Regions from separate parts of the Homo sapiens genome. Here regions 2 and 3 are each linked to region 1. Evidence: chromatin contacts called from ENCODE Hi-C or POLR2A ChIA-PET data. All regions are on one chromosome and are shown on one strand. Each heading gives the region's core, a stretch centred on a gene start or an enhancer-like site at or near the end of the contact. The rest is flanking DNA. Distances are from core to core; before and after follow the strand shown.

What was found. A loop is a pair of places that touch in the nucleus more often than their neighbours do. ChIA-PET counts read pairs that join two places held with the same protein, here RNA polymerase II (POLR2A). Pooled maps may share reads with other maps.
Region 2: a loop to region 1 is called in a map with no recorded cell type, with 11 times the contacts of the local background. The contact joins the enhancer-like site here to the promoter of RCOR3 in region 1. A Hi-C loop is called at or near these places in 3 of 37 single-sample maps with no recorded cell type and 8 of 50 pooled maps. POLR2A ChIA-PET finds 5 or more read pairs at or near these places in 3 of 52 experiments (A673, activated CD4-positive, alpha-beta memory T cell and activated naive CD4-positive, alpha-beta T cell).
Region 3: a map of endothelial cell of umbilical vein shows a loop between it and region 1 (3-fold over the local background). The contact joins the enhancer-like site here to the promoter of RCOR3 in region 1. A Hi-C loop is called at or near these places in 1 of 168 maps with a recorded cell type or tissue (endothelial cell of umbilical vein), 1 of 37 single-sample maps with no recorded cell type and 8 of 50 pooled maps. POLR2A ChIA-PET finds 5 or more read pairs at or near these places in 1 of 52 experiments (WTC11).

The regions. Positions count from the first base shown.
Region 1 is chr1:211,257,339-211,261,952 of GRCh38, reverse strand. RCOR3 (REST corepressor 3) reads right to left here and starts at 2,587. Exons shown (of 12, transcript NM_001136223.3): 1 at 2,227-2,587; 2 at 1,789-1,845. The coding sequence starts at 2,392. It overlaps LOC105372902 (a long non-coding RNA gene), which reads left to right and starts at 2,761. Exons shown (of 2, transcript XR_922552.3): 1 at 2,761-3,217; 2 at 3,378-4,140. RefSeq lists silencers at 2,009-2,308, 2,379-3,168 and enhancers at 1,871-2,370, 2,873-3,374, 3,649-3,768.
Region 2 is chr1:211,414,584-211,419,082 of GRCh38, reverse strand. All of the region lies in intron 4 of LINC00467 (long intergenic non-protein coding RNA 467), which reads right to left. It also overlaps the pseudogene SNX25P1. Among named protein-coding and RNA genes, the nearest start is that of LINC00467, 34 kb to the right of the region's middle. Within about 2 kb of position 2,914, at least 14 of the 41 ENCODE cell types and tissues checked have a DNase peak (open chromatin) inside an H3K27ac peak, as active enhancers do.
Region 3 is chr1:211,468,346-211,472,971 of GRCh38, reverse strand. No RefSeq gene overlaps it. Among named protein-coding and RNA genes, the nearest start is that of RD3, 22 kb to the left of the region's middle. Within about 2 kb of position 2,756, at least 2 of the 41 ENCODE cell types and tissues checked have a DNase peak (open chromatin) inside an H3K27ac peak, as active enhancers do.

The sequences.
Region 1 (4,614 bases), core at 1,338-3,837:
ATTGAATTCAGTTTTTTTTTTTTTTTTTTGAGATGGAGTCTCACTCTGTTGCCCAGGCTGGAGTGCAATGGCGTGATCTCGGCTCACTGCAACCTCCGCCTCCCGGGTTCAAGCAATGATTCTCCTGCCTCAGCCTCCCGAGTAGCTGGGTTTACAGGTGCGTGCCACCACGATCGGCTAATTTTTTGTATTTTTAGTAGAGACGGGGTTTCACCGTGTTAGCCAGGATGGTCTTGATCTCCCGACCTCGTGATCCACCCGCCTCAGCCTCCCAAAGTGCTGGGATTACAGGCGTGAGCCACCGCGCCTGGCGTGAATTCAGTCTCTTAAAGCCAAAATGTGCTCTTTCCAAATGTCAAGTAAACCCAAAGGGAGCAGAGTGGTGTGAAAGTGCCATTCACCTACTAGCAACATCAATAAAGAAAATTAGTTTCATAAAACATTTAAAATTATTTGAAGCCCATCAGTATACACACTGATAGTCTTTGAATAAAATGTATTCCCAGCCAGTCATTTAGAAGGCAACCCAAATCTAGTGAACACTCTTGCATCACTGTTTTCACCTATTAAAAATGAGACTGTCCCGACTCATTACTTTTCATCCTCCTCACTTGGGACAGGAGGAAGAGCTGCTATCTGAAATCCAAATGGTTGGTAAATATCATTTTGCATTGTCTTAATGGGGAGAGGAGGAACAAAAAAACACGCCTCTGTATCCTAATAATTAAACATTGTTTCTCTCCAAGAAAATACAAGTAAGCTCTTTAATATCTAACATAGAAATCCAATGTCTGACACAAACGCAATATTATGGGCACTGGGCAAAAATTGACAAACTGTAAGGAGGAAAAAAAAAGGTGGGTCCCTTTCAAAGTCTGTCCAAAGCCTTAACTGAGAAGGGTCTCAGGCAGGGTGGGGAGAAGGAAACGCGCTCCACTCCGAGAGGCTCCAGCAAGGGCGCCTCCATATGCGGAACTCTCGCCCAATCCCTGCACAGGCTGAAATCTCGTGACCGCCGGGGAGCCTGTTTGGAGAAAAGTAGACAGGGAGCCCGCAAGCTGGGTTGGCAGAGGACGCTGGAACCTGGCTGGTCGGGGAGAAAATGTCTCCTTGGCAGCTGCAGCCACTGTCCTGTGGTCTAACTTCCCAGAGCTGGCTGGCGAGCGAGGTGTGCCTGCCGCTGGCGTCTCCCCACCCCCTTCCCCCACCCCTTTCTCTCCGCGGCTCCTGCACTCCGCAGAGCTGCCGCGACCAAAGCTACACCACCTAGCCAAAAAGAAAGAAAAGAGACAATCCCGGCTGCGCACAGGTCGGCAGGGCTCGCCCTTGGCTTCCCCGGCCGGTGACAGCCGCCCTGGCCTCTGCCACCCGCCCGACAGAGCGCGGCCCTCGGCGCCGGGGCGAGCGAGGTGGCAATTGACATTTGCACGGTTCGTCCATACAGTCCGCACGCCTGCTCCTCCAGCCCGCGGCCTCGGACCCTGGACTCCGCCAAGGGCCGTCTCCCTCTGCTCACCCCGACCCTGCCCCAGGCTCAAGGGCTAGGAAGGCGATGCCCCCAGCGGGCAAGTGGCCTCCGAAGGGAACCATGTTAACCTTGCAGTGCACACATCTGCCCACACGCCCAGTGTCACAGCCCGGCCAAGCCTGACAGCCTCCCCGCCACGGATGCCTGCCCAGCCCAACCCCGCATCCCCTCCCGGCCCCATGCCCGGACTCCTAGCCCGTCCACCCCAAACCAAGCCCAGGAAAGGGGATATGAGATTTTGCTTAAGCAAATATATCTACCTGGATCAAATTCAGGGATCCGAGCTTGGTATTCGGCTCCGACTCTCATCCCAACATCTGCAAAGCAATGCCAAAAAATATATATAAAAAATAAAAAAGAAGAAAAGAAAGAAAAAGGAAGAGACACTTAAAAAATAAAAATCGCTAGATGGAGGAAAGAAGCGGCGGGTGGATGGGAAGATATCAACTCGGGGCACTCCGGGAGATGGCAGCGGATTGGGGGCGGGGAGCGGGGGGGGGCAAAGGCGGAGGATTGGTCGAGGGCGGAGGGACGGGGGGTCGCGGGGGTGCTGCTGCACTGCACCGGGAGTTCGAGGCTACCGCAGCGCCCAGGCTCTGAGGGGAGGGAGGGCGGGAGAGCGGCGAGGGGAGGGGGCTGGGGGAGGGGAAGAGGGAGGGGGGCAGGCGGGCTGGCGGGGAGGAGTTCGAGGCTACCACCGTGCTCGTCGTCGCTGCTGCAGCCGCTCTCGGGCTCTGAGTAGTGCAGCCCGCCGTTGGTGGACGAGGCGCCGCTGCCGCCGCCGCCTGCCGGGCTCTTGGCGCTGCCGTTGGCCGATCGGTTCTTCCCCAGTAACTCGGGCCCTTTCTCCATCATGCCGGGCATGGTAGAACAGGGGAGGGGGAAAGGTGAGGGGAAGAGGCAGGCGTCAGGGTGAAGGCGGAGATGGCTTAGAGCGCGGGCGGGAGGGAAAGGAGGAGGAGGAGGAGACGGCGGCGGCGGCGGAGGAGGAGGAGGCTGTTAATATGGAGCCGCCATAACCGCCCCGCTCCGGCAGTAGCGCAGTCGCCTCACAACAACCCGCCCCGGCCCCGCCTCTCTCCCCTCCTCCCTCCGCCGCCGCCCGCCCCGCGCAGTCCCGGGCGCCCCTCGGCCGCACCGCGCTCTACGCCGCCGCCGGTATCACTCCGCTCCGCAGGGAGGTTCCGGCCGCCTGGGGGGAGGGGAAGGGGGGAGGGGCGGGGAAACCCCGCTCGCAGGCAGCCGGGCCACCCCAACCAAGCGCTAATAAAATCGCCACCGAGGCGTGGCCGCCGCTCGGGCTTTCTTCCTAGGGGGCGCTCCGGAGCGCGGGCGGGAGATGCACACGAGGGAGCGGGACTCTTTGCCCTCTCTGGGCGGAAGGAACGCGGTCACCCTGAGAAAGGACCGGCGCGACCCGACTGGGCGACCGGGGGGAGCGGCCCCCCCCCTCTGCGGACCGGGCTGCAGGCACGGGCCTGAGCGCGGCGTTCCTCAGATGTCTGGACCCGCAGGCCGCTCAGTTTCCCGGTGTCCGCTGGCAGCCTCGAGCTAGGGGCGCGCTCTGGCCCGCGGTGCAGTCGCGCAGTATAGCAGGGCGGCCTTGGGGCTCTGAGGCCCAACCGGCGAAAGAAGTAGACTCGGCCCTAACCATCTCGACGCTACAATTTTTGTTTCTGGATCTCTGAAGTAGGGCCCAGTTCCCGAGAGAGAGTCTGGGGATGACGGGATGAGTTTCCGGGGCTGAGCGATGCAACTGTTTTTTGCTGAAGCCCCTCTCCCCGATCCTAACCCTACTGTCTTATTCTTACCATCTTTCTTTCCTTTTTTTTCTTCTCTGTTTTAATAGCTGGGGAGTGAGTGCTGTGGAGTGAGGGGGAAATAAGATAAACATGAGACCTGGCCCAGTAGACGCGTTTTCAGTTCTTGCTGACCTGCGGTCTCCGCTTGGAGCGCTGGGGGAGAGGGCGGAGTCCCCCGGCAGAGGTGAAGCGAGAGCTGCTTTCTGGCAGCGTTTCCAGCCTGGAAGGAGTTGTGCTCTGTAATGCTTTTCTGAATTGCATTCGGCGAAAGGAGTAGGAAACTGCGTTTATTCCTTCACCAGATTTGAGGGCATCTGCTGCGTGCCAGGCTGCCTGGCATTGGGGGCTGTTTATGATTTTCTTTTCCTCTTTTTCTGATTTCTTCCCCCCCACTGACGAATAAGTAGAAATAAGTGAGGATTTAACTGTGAGCCTCTAGTATGCAGATGTATGCTGAGCGGTATTGGGGTTCAGCAGATACTCTCCAAACACTTGAAAATACTGTCTTGTAATAATTCTATTATGGGTCAATCCAGAGTGGATCAAACCAGAAATGAACGTCTCTGGCCAGAGCAAACCTTACTGAGAGAAATAATATATCTAACTCAGGAATTGAGCCAAGAAAACCCTGGGAAGTAAATATTTCTGAAGTGAAAAGTCTCCTGTGTGTGTACAAAACTATCTGGTTCTAGTAGTAGAGATAGTCTCATCTCTCTATTAAAGCTTAATGTGATTCCATTAAATATTTGAATCATAAAACTGGACCTTTTATTCTGTTCCTTTTCTCAATAAATGCAGTTCTGAATATTATTTTAATTCCCGTATAGTTTTCCTACAAGGAGAGAATGCCCTGGCCAAATGAAATGAATAGCCATTTTCCTTGACAGTCGTTATTTTTCATTACAAATTAATACACTGGTATGTTGGTCTTTATGCAGCAGTTTCTAATGAACATGATTCAGCTTCTTTGGTCCTGTAACACAAAAGCTAGACCCTGTCAAATGCTCCTCACTCTGAGGCCTCTGAGCCAGCCAGCTTTCTAACACCCAATGTTGTGGCACTCCATGCAGTTTCCTGCAGAAGGGAATCTGCATATAGATCAGGAACCAAAACGTTGGAAAGATTTAGGGACCTTTGTAACTTCTGTTTATTAGTAAAACCAGTAAAGTGAGAAGATTCCATTCGAGCACAGCACAAAAGGGCAGACGCAGAGAAGACTGCATTCCACAGTTAGGAGAAGAACCTGGGCGAGGGGAGAGTATGGCATTTTTTAAACAGGAAAGT
Region 2 (4,499 bases), core at 1,665-4,164, 160 kb before region 1:
GTGCAGAGTTCCTATATACTTCCTGCCCACATACATGCACAGCCTCCCTCACTATCAACATCCAGCGTGAGAATGGAATATGTTATAATCGATGACCCTGCATTAACAGATGATCATCACCCAAAGTCCACAATTTACATTACAGTTCATTCTTGGAGTGGTAAATTTTATGGGTTTTGACAAGTGTATAATGAATGACATATATCTACCATTCTATTATTGTATTAGGGTTCTCTAGAGGGACAGAACTAATAGGATATACTATTTTATATATACATATGTATATGTTGTATTACTAAGGAGTATTAACTCACATGATCACAAGGTCCCACAATAGCCCATCTGCAAGCTGAGGAGCAAGGAAACCAGTCTGAGTCCCAAAACTGAAGAAGTTGGACTCCAATGTTCGAGGGCAGGAAGCATTCAGCATGGGAGAAAGATGTAGACTGGGAGGCTAAGTCAGTCTAGTCTTTTCACATTCTTGTGCCTGCTTTTCATTCTGGCCTTGCTGGCAGCTGATTAGATTGCGCCCACCCAGATTAAGAGTGGGTCTATCTTTCACAGCCCACTGACTCAAATGTTAACCTCCTTTGGCAATACCCTCACAGACACAGCCAAGATCAATACTTTGCATCCTTTAATCCAGTCAAGTTGACACTATTAACCATCACAATTATCACATAAAATAGTTTTATTGTCCTCAAATTCCTCTATGTTCTGCCTTTTTGTTCCACCCTCCCCCCATAATTTTTAAAGAAATACACTTTCAACTGATTCTCTGGAGTTGTCTAGGTGTAAGAACACACATCCTAATAATTATAGTAACTTCATTCCTCCTTTTCAATGTATATCTCAATTTAGTTTTAATATTTTTAATTGATATTTCATAGTTATACATATTTTGGGACTATATGTGATATTTTGTTTCTTTTTAAATTTCTTTATTAGCTTATTTGCCAAATCAGTAGATGCACAATGTGATATTTTGATACATGTATACGATCTATAATTATCAAGTCAGGGTAAGCGGATATCTATCACCTCAAAAATTTTTCTTTTTTTTTTTAAGTTGAAAGTCTTTATATGTAGTTCTATCAGCATTTATAATAAACTTGGTAGGGTCAGAACAAGAAACTATAAAGTTCTACCTTCTGGCTTTGAGGCCCTTCCCCCTCATCCACGGCCCCAACCTCTTGCTGGTCATAGGCAGGGCCTCCCAGGATTCGGATTCTCTTCTCACACTGCTTCTTTGCCACAGTCAGTTGGTTGATGTACCTCTTCATGTTCCTAGCCCTCATTGCCGCAGTTTCTTTACCTTTGTGCCTCTTCAGTTGGGGAAAGCTGCTAATTGTAGTCGCTTGGATTATTTCCACTACAATTTGATACCTTGCCCAAAAGTCAGTTGTTGAAAACGACCAGCACACATCTTCTACCACTCTTCTCTACCGTTCCTTCAACAGACCTTAGTTGCTTCAAGAACTCCACATCAGAGTTGCTGTTAATGAGCTTGATGAAGTCCTCATAAGAGGGGCTATAGGTGTAGGCTCTCTTGTGATGTTCATTCATCTGCTCTCTGTACTCCAGCTGGGCAAGCAGCATTTGGTTAATGTAATCTGGATTACTCAGTAACTCCACTACCGGCTTCAGGACTTTTGTTGTGAGAATTTCTGCAAGCATTATAGGTAAACTGAGAGACTGCACATCCTTTGAGGGGAGGAGACAAAACACCAGAACCCGAGAACACGTTTGTAGAAATCTTACTTCATCATCTGAGTTCCTCAAGCATACGTGCAACACAAAAGGTCTTGGCTGTTCATGTCTGGCATTAGCACCTTTCAGGTCACAGAAATGAGTGAGTAAAGTCCTCACAACATCATTGCAGACAACTTTAACCACATCCACGTGACTCAGTCTGTGGTGCAGCTGTCTGGCAATTTCCCAAAAGTCTTCCAAGAGCACATGGTAAAGTTGTCCCTCATCTCTGCTGAGGTTTCCATACCAGGACAGAATGCAATCTCTGTAACTGTAGTCGAACACTTCTTTCAGAACTTTATCCATATTATGAGAAATTACTACCCTTCTAAACTGAGCTGACTCATGTGAGTTTCCATACACAGGACTCCCAGGAGGGCGGCGGGCGGCTGAGGTCGCGGCCAGCCGGCTCCAGGCGGCGGCAAAGTCGGGCGGCGGGGCGCGCGGGCTCCGGCAGACGAGGGCGAACAGGGTCCCCAGCAGGAAGGTGGCCGCAGCGCAGCTCAGGTACAGGCTGAGCCTGAGCAGGACGGAGCTCAGCCCCGCGGCCCCCGCCGCCTCCCCGCTGCCGGGCCCCAGGAAGGAGAGGGCCACGGTGGCAAGTGCGGCCACCGCCACGGGCTTCCACCAGCTCCGGCCGCCCGGGGCCCCCGGCGCCGCCGCTGCTGCCTCGGCGTCCCCCGGGGACTCTGGCCGCCGCTCGCCCCTGAAGCCCGAGACAGGACGGCCGCCGGCGCCTGCGGCCCGCGCGGGGCTGAGGCCGGCGCCGCCACTGTCGGTCGCATCGGGGTGCATGCTGCTTCCTGGGCCGCTAAGGACAGGCACATCTCCTGCCCCGCCGTCCCCCGCCGGCGCTCCGGAGGCAGGGGGAGCCCGCGCTCCTGCCTCGCCCGCGGCCCACGGAGGGAGCGGCCCCCGCAGACGCCGCCGGGCCCCTCTCGGCGACCCCTCAGCGCCGCCAACAGGCGCTGGGCCCGTAGCTGCCGGGCCGGGCGCAGCCAGGGAGCCCCACCGTGTTGTGACTGAAGCCTGGCCAGCCTAAGAATTTATCTTTTCTTTGTGTTGGGAATATTACAATTCTACTCTTCTAGCTGTTTTAAGATATGAACTACATTATTGTTAACTGTAATTTCTCTACTGTACTACTAACACCAGAACTTATTCCTTTTAACTGTATTTTTGTACTCCTTAACCAGCTTCTCTTCATCCTGCCCTCTACTCTTCCCCTCCCTGCCTCTCATAGCCATGATTCTACTCTCTACCTCCATGAGATCCAATTTATTAGCTCCCACATGTGAGAGAACAATGTGATATTTGTCTTTCTGTGCCTGGCTTATTTCACTTAATATAATGACCTCCAGTTCCAAATCACATTGCTGCAAATAACATGACTTCATTCTTTTTTATAGCTAAATAATATTCCACTATGTACATAACCACATTTTCTTTATCCACTCATCCGTTGATTGACACTTAAGATGATGCCATACCTTGGCTATTTGTGAATAGTGAGGCAATAAACATAGGAACACCGATTGCAGATATCTCTTTGATGTTACAATTTTCTTTCTTTTAAATATATACCCAACAGTGAAATTGCTGGATCATATGGTAGTTTTATTTTTAATTTTTTGAGGAACCTCCATACTGTTTTTCATCATGGAGGTACTACTTTACATTCCCACAGTGTAGGTGAGTTCCCCTTTCTCTGCATTCTACCAGCATATGTTATTTTTTGTCTTTTGGCAATAGCCATCCTAATTGGGGTGAGATAGTATTTCATTGTGGTTTTGATTTGCATTTCCTTGATGATTAGTGATGTTGGGCATTTTTCTTCAAATATCTGTTGACCATCTGTGTACCTTCTTTTGAGAAATATTTATTCAGGTCTTTCACTCATTTTAAAAATTGGATTATTTGGTTTTTGCTATTGAGTTCCTTATATATTGTGGCTATTTTTGTTTGTTTGTTTTGAGATGGAGTCTTGCTCTTGTCACCCAGGCTGGAGTGCAATGGCACGATCTTGGCTCACTGCAACCTCAGCCTCCTGCACAGCTGGGATTACAGGCACCCGCCACCACGCCAGGCTGATTTTTGTATTTTTAGTAGAGACAGGATTTCCCCATGTTGGCCAGGCTGGTCTTGAACTCCTGACCTTGTGATCTGCCCACCTCAGCCTCTCAAAGTGCTGGGATTACAGGTATGAGCCACCGTGCCCAGCTAAGGTGATTTTTTTATATGGTAAAAGATGGGGATCTAGTTTCATTCTTCTGCACATGGATATCCAGTTCTCCCAGCACGATTTATTTACTTATTTTTATTTTTTAAGAATGGTCCCACTCTGTTGCCCAGGCTGAAGTACAGAGGGACACGCACCGCTCACTGTAGCCTCAAACTCCTAAGCTCAAGTGATCCTTCCACCTCAGCCTCCCAAGTATCTGGGACCAGAAGCACACACCACCATGCCCAGCTAATATTTAATTTTTTGTAGAGATGGGGGTCTCACTATGTTTCCCAGGCTGGTCTTGAACTCCAGGCCTCAAACAATCCTCTTGCCTTGGCTTCCCAAAGTGCTGAAATTACAGGTATGAGCCACTATGCCCAGCCCCAGTATCATTTATTAAAGAGACTACCTTTTTCCCATTGGATGTTCTTGTTACCGTTGTTGAAAATGAGTTGGCTAGAAGTACATGGATTTCTTCTTGAGTTCTCTATTCCGTTCCATTGGTCTGTGTGTGTGTTTTTAC
Region 3 (4,626 bases), core at 1,507-4,006, 210 kb before region 1:
GCCTGGCGAGTTAGTCACCAAACCTGCTTTTCGTTCTGCTGAACTCACAATTACATGGCATTTCCAGCCTCCCTTTCCTTGGCAGTAGCCATGTGACCAAGTTTGGCCAATAGGATGTGAGCAGATATGAAAGCCTCCATTCCAGTTTGGCCCATTAAAAACCTTCCAAAAGTGATTCTCTGTTCTCTTTCCCCATTTGCTGGCTGAATGGAGAGGACTCTGAGACCCAAGAAGAGAGGGTAGTCACAAGATGAAAGGGGCCTGGGTCCCTGAATGACCACATGGAAGGCCATATTGGACTTCTTATGTGAATTACAAATATACTTCTATTTGTTAAACCACTGAGATTTGAAGTTTATCTCTGCAGATATTGGAGTAACTGACCTGTAACCAACATACACCTTGATTGCCCCTACTTGGGATGTCTACCACCATTGGACCAGTTACTATTGCTGGGGAATGAGGTACTAAGAGTGACCTAGCCTGGATCATGTGCCCTTCTGGGAACCTAGGGCACCAGATCACAGCCCCACTAAGACCACATGAAGTGAAAGGGGGGTGTTGTTGCTACAAGAAAGTGGATGGGAAAATATATGAGATGCCCCTGCCGACCCTGAAATCAGCTCCCAAAGCTCTGCCTAAGAGAGCAACCCAAAATCTCAAAGGGTCAAAAGATGTACTCTTTGAAAATCTGAATAGCTTAATATTAAAATGACTGTTGTAATATCATCTCAGTTCTTCCAAAGACCTTAAAATTACCTTTAATCTCATATCAAGGTAATTCGCAGAAGCTTCCATCCTACTTTTATTCTTGCTTCAAAGACGACAAATAAGGTTCCAACTGAAGGTCTCATGGGTGGGAAAATGAGAAAGTTTTTTTGTCTAACTGTCCGTGGCCATATCAACCTTCTGCCCAGGTGTAGATATATACAGGAAGAAATGACAGTCACTCATTGTCCCTACTGTGAAGTCAGCTCACTATTATTGCTTTCTGAGAAACTTTTCGTTTTGTTTTTTTTGTTTTTTCTCTGCCACTCCATCTTATCTTAAAAAGTTTCCTGTTTTTGTTGTTGTTTGGTTGGTTGGTTGGCTTGGTTTTTTAACCCATGAGCAGATTTTGCTCTTACTCAGGGGAACAAAAGGAATTTAACGGTCTAGATAAAATTGTTTGAATTTTGAGGCTATTGAACATTCTGGATTATAGTTCTGGTGAAATTATTCTGCCACTTACATCTTTGCAAATCATTCACTCTCTTGAGGCTCCTGTTCCTTATCTATTAGAGAAGCATAGATACCTTTCTACTGCCCAGGCTTGTGGTGAGGTTTAAATAAGATCAAATGCTTTCCCAACTATAAAAGAACTTTCAAGTTTAAGATCTTACAGTTGTCTGTGACAGTCTTCTCTTCAATTAGTATGGGTAACTGAAAGTCGATTGAACACACTGAAGAGCACTTTTCACCTTCCTTCCTCTGGAGTGTCCAGACCTGGCTCTTTAATCATTGCCCTTGAGCCCAATTTCCCTCATCTTTTAGATCTGTGGTTCTCAAGCTTGGCTGCACATTAGATTATCTGGCACCCAGGCCACATCTCAGGCCAGTTAAATCAGAAACTTGGGATGGGACTCAGGCATCAGTTTTTCTAAAGTTTTCTAGGTGGTTCCATTGTGCAGCCAAGGCTGAAAACTATGGTTTTAGATTATTCTTTCTGGGGAAATCAGGAAATTCTCTGTTGGCACAACTGAATCTATTTAACTCTAACACATGCACAAATGATTTCATTTCAATAGATTAATGCGCTTTGGACCTATTACAATGGTTATGTGATCTTATGTTAGAGATAGATGGTTGCAAAGTAGTTTATCACATAGATGTTTATCAGCTGTGATCGATGTTTATCATCTCCTTAGCAGCATTCAGGAAATGCTTGAAGATGAGATGTATCTTTTTTTTTTTTTTAGACAGAGTCTCGCTCTGTTGCCCAGCCTGGAGTGGAGTGCAGTGGCACGATCTTGGCTCATTGCAACCTCTTCCTTCCAGTTTAAGCAATTCTCCTGACTCAGCCTCCCAAATAGCTGGGGTTGCAGGCTATTTTCATATTTTTTTTTTTACAAATAAAATACCACCATGCCCAGCTAATTTTTGTATTTTTAGTAGAAACAGGGTTTCACCATATTGGCCAGGCTGGTCTCGAACTCCTGACCTCAGGTGATCTACCCACCTCAGTCTTCCAAAATGCTGGGATTACAGGTGTGAGCCACCATGCCTGGCCAAAATGTATCTTGTCAAGAGTGCTGCAAATACCATTTTATAGCAACTAGAAAATGGAGAGGGTGATAAGATCTGAGCTTTTTTTATAAACCTGCAAGAATACAATTACATAGGATGAAAATTATCTGGTGTCTGTTATGGACACTATTCATAAGGGGTGAGAGAGAGAGAAGAAGAGAGAGAGAGAAAATGAGAAAGTTGTAATCCAGCAGGTAGAAATAGCTGTCTGGGAGTGGGTTGTAGGGAACTCTTTCCTGCTTCTTGTGCCAAGTGGTAGAACTGGGAGGGAGGCAGCTGGAGCTAGTAAAGGTGAGTGGGAGGGTGCAGGTGCTGCCCTTGTCCTCAGAACAGGTAAAAGTGACATGTTTGACCGTTGGGCTTAAAGCCATCTTCAGATGCGAGCCGGTCCTGGGAATCAAGTTTGTTCTTATTTGCAGAGGTCCCGTGAAGGCCCCCTGGTGGTCACGGGCGGCTCAGCCAGAGAGTCCATTGTGCTGGCTGTGGGATCCCCATGGATCAGCGCCTGTACCGGAGCAGAGTGCGCTCTGAGTGCACCATTCTTCTCCAGCCGGAAGCAGCCTCCCTTTGCAGGTTTGCCCAGGATAGCCTTTGGCAGGACAAGAGACTTGCGCCGTCACATCCTCTCTCAGCTGCAGACATGGAGCACCTGCTGTGACATCTACAAACAGTGTGACCTTGGCACAGCTACTTAACTTTGCTGAGTCTCAGTTTTCTCATTTGAGTAACAATATTTGCACGACACTGTGGTTGTGGAAATTAACTGATATCAAGGCATATAAAGCTCCTGGAACCAGAAGGGTGTTCAAAGGCTTCTTGCTGTGTTATGTGTGTGCTCTTATTTTCCACTTGCTCACTTGCCTCTGGGTCCTCAGTGACCTGTCCCCATGGTGTAGCCTCTGTTTCCTGAGGCTTAGCTTGGATGCCTCCCACCTACCACCACATCACATTGCTTTCCTTCAGTTCATTTTCTCATTTGACCTCCACACTAACTCTGGGAGGTAGATGAGAAAGCAACATCCTTTCCAGTGTAGCCAGGAGCTAAGCAATTTGCCCACCATCAAACAGGAAATCACTGGCAAGAGTAGCAAGAAAATGACCCACCATTTTGGGACACTTACTATGTGAGTAAGGCACATGCTGAGCATGGTGCGTGCATTATCTCATTTTATCCTCACAAACAACATGGTGAGGCAGGTATTTTTATCTCCATTTTACAGGTACAGAAGCAGAGGTTTAGATGGCTGACTTTTCAAAGTTGTAAAGAGAGTAGCAGGCATAGCCAGAATTTAAACCCATTTCTCATCAGCTGTAGAGGCCTCTCTGCCTCTCTGGCAGTAACTTGAACTTAGTTCTCTTGATTCCTAGAAAACTGCTTCTTTTGCAACATGATGCTGCTCTAGGAACAACTTAGCAAATCCACAGCTACCAAAAGCACAGTGTTTGATTTCTCTTCTCTTTTCCTGGAGACGTTTTTACTTAGGATAACTTACTGCCTAATGCTGAATAGCCAAAAATGTATGCCTCTCAGGACTCAGAATTTTGATGGCCACAATCAGTTGGTCCCCAGAAAAATATCAATCCCCGCTTTGTTCTCACAGGAGAGCTCCAAAAGAGAAGTATAATTCATTTTTTCTTCCTCTTTTCTATTTTCTTAGGTGTCATTCTCTGTTATTCTGTTGGCTGTCATTTTTGTCTTTTGTGGACCAGTTGATATAGACAAACCACCACTAACAACCCAGACAGCCTGAGAATGGATAATACATGTGGCTTGACTGCCTCCTGAGATATTTCAGGTCCATTTACCCTGAATGACTAACACGTCTAAGAAAGAACACACACTTCTTTAGCTGAGGATGCTACCCTAACTTGACCCACATAGGAAGCAGATGTTTCCTCCCGGCCATTTGCCCACTCCATGTGACTTGGGCTTTTCACACATGGTGGCTGGGTTCTGAAGGACAGAGAGTGTGCCAAGAACAAACGGTCCAGGCAGAAGCTACAGGCTTGTTAAAAGCTGGCTATGGATGTTTTAAGACATCATTTTTGCTTTGTCCTATTAATCAAGCAAGTCACTATAGTCAGCCTACTTTTTTGGGAGGGGAATCAGACTCCAGCAGGGAATTGGGGTAGCTGATCCCTCAGCAATATTGTTTTTTTTCTCTCTTTGCTAGTTTGGTAGGATAAAAATGTTATTTTAATTACATTTATTTCATTACAAGAAAGATTGAACATGAAAAGGGACATGTACTGGCAATTTGCATTATCATGTGAATTACCTAGTCAAATATTTTGGCTATCTCTTTCTCTAATTAATCTGTTAGGGTTTTGTCTTAGGAC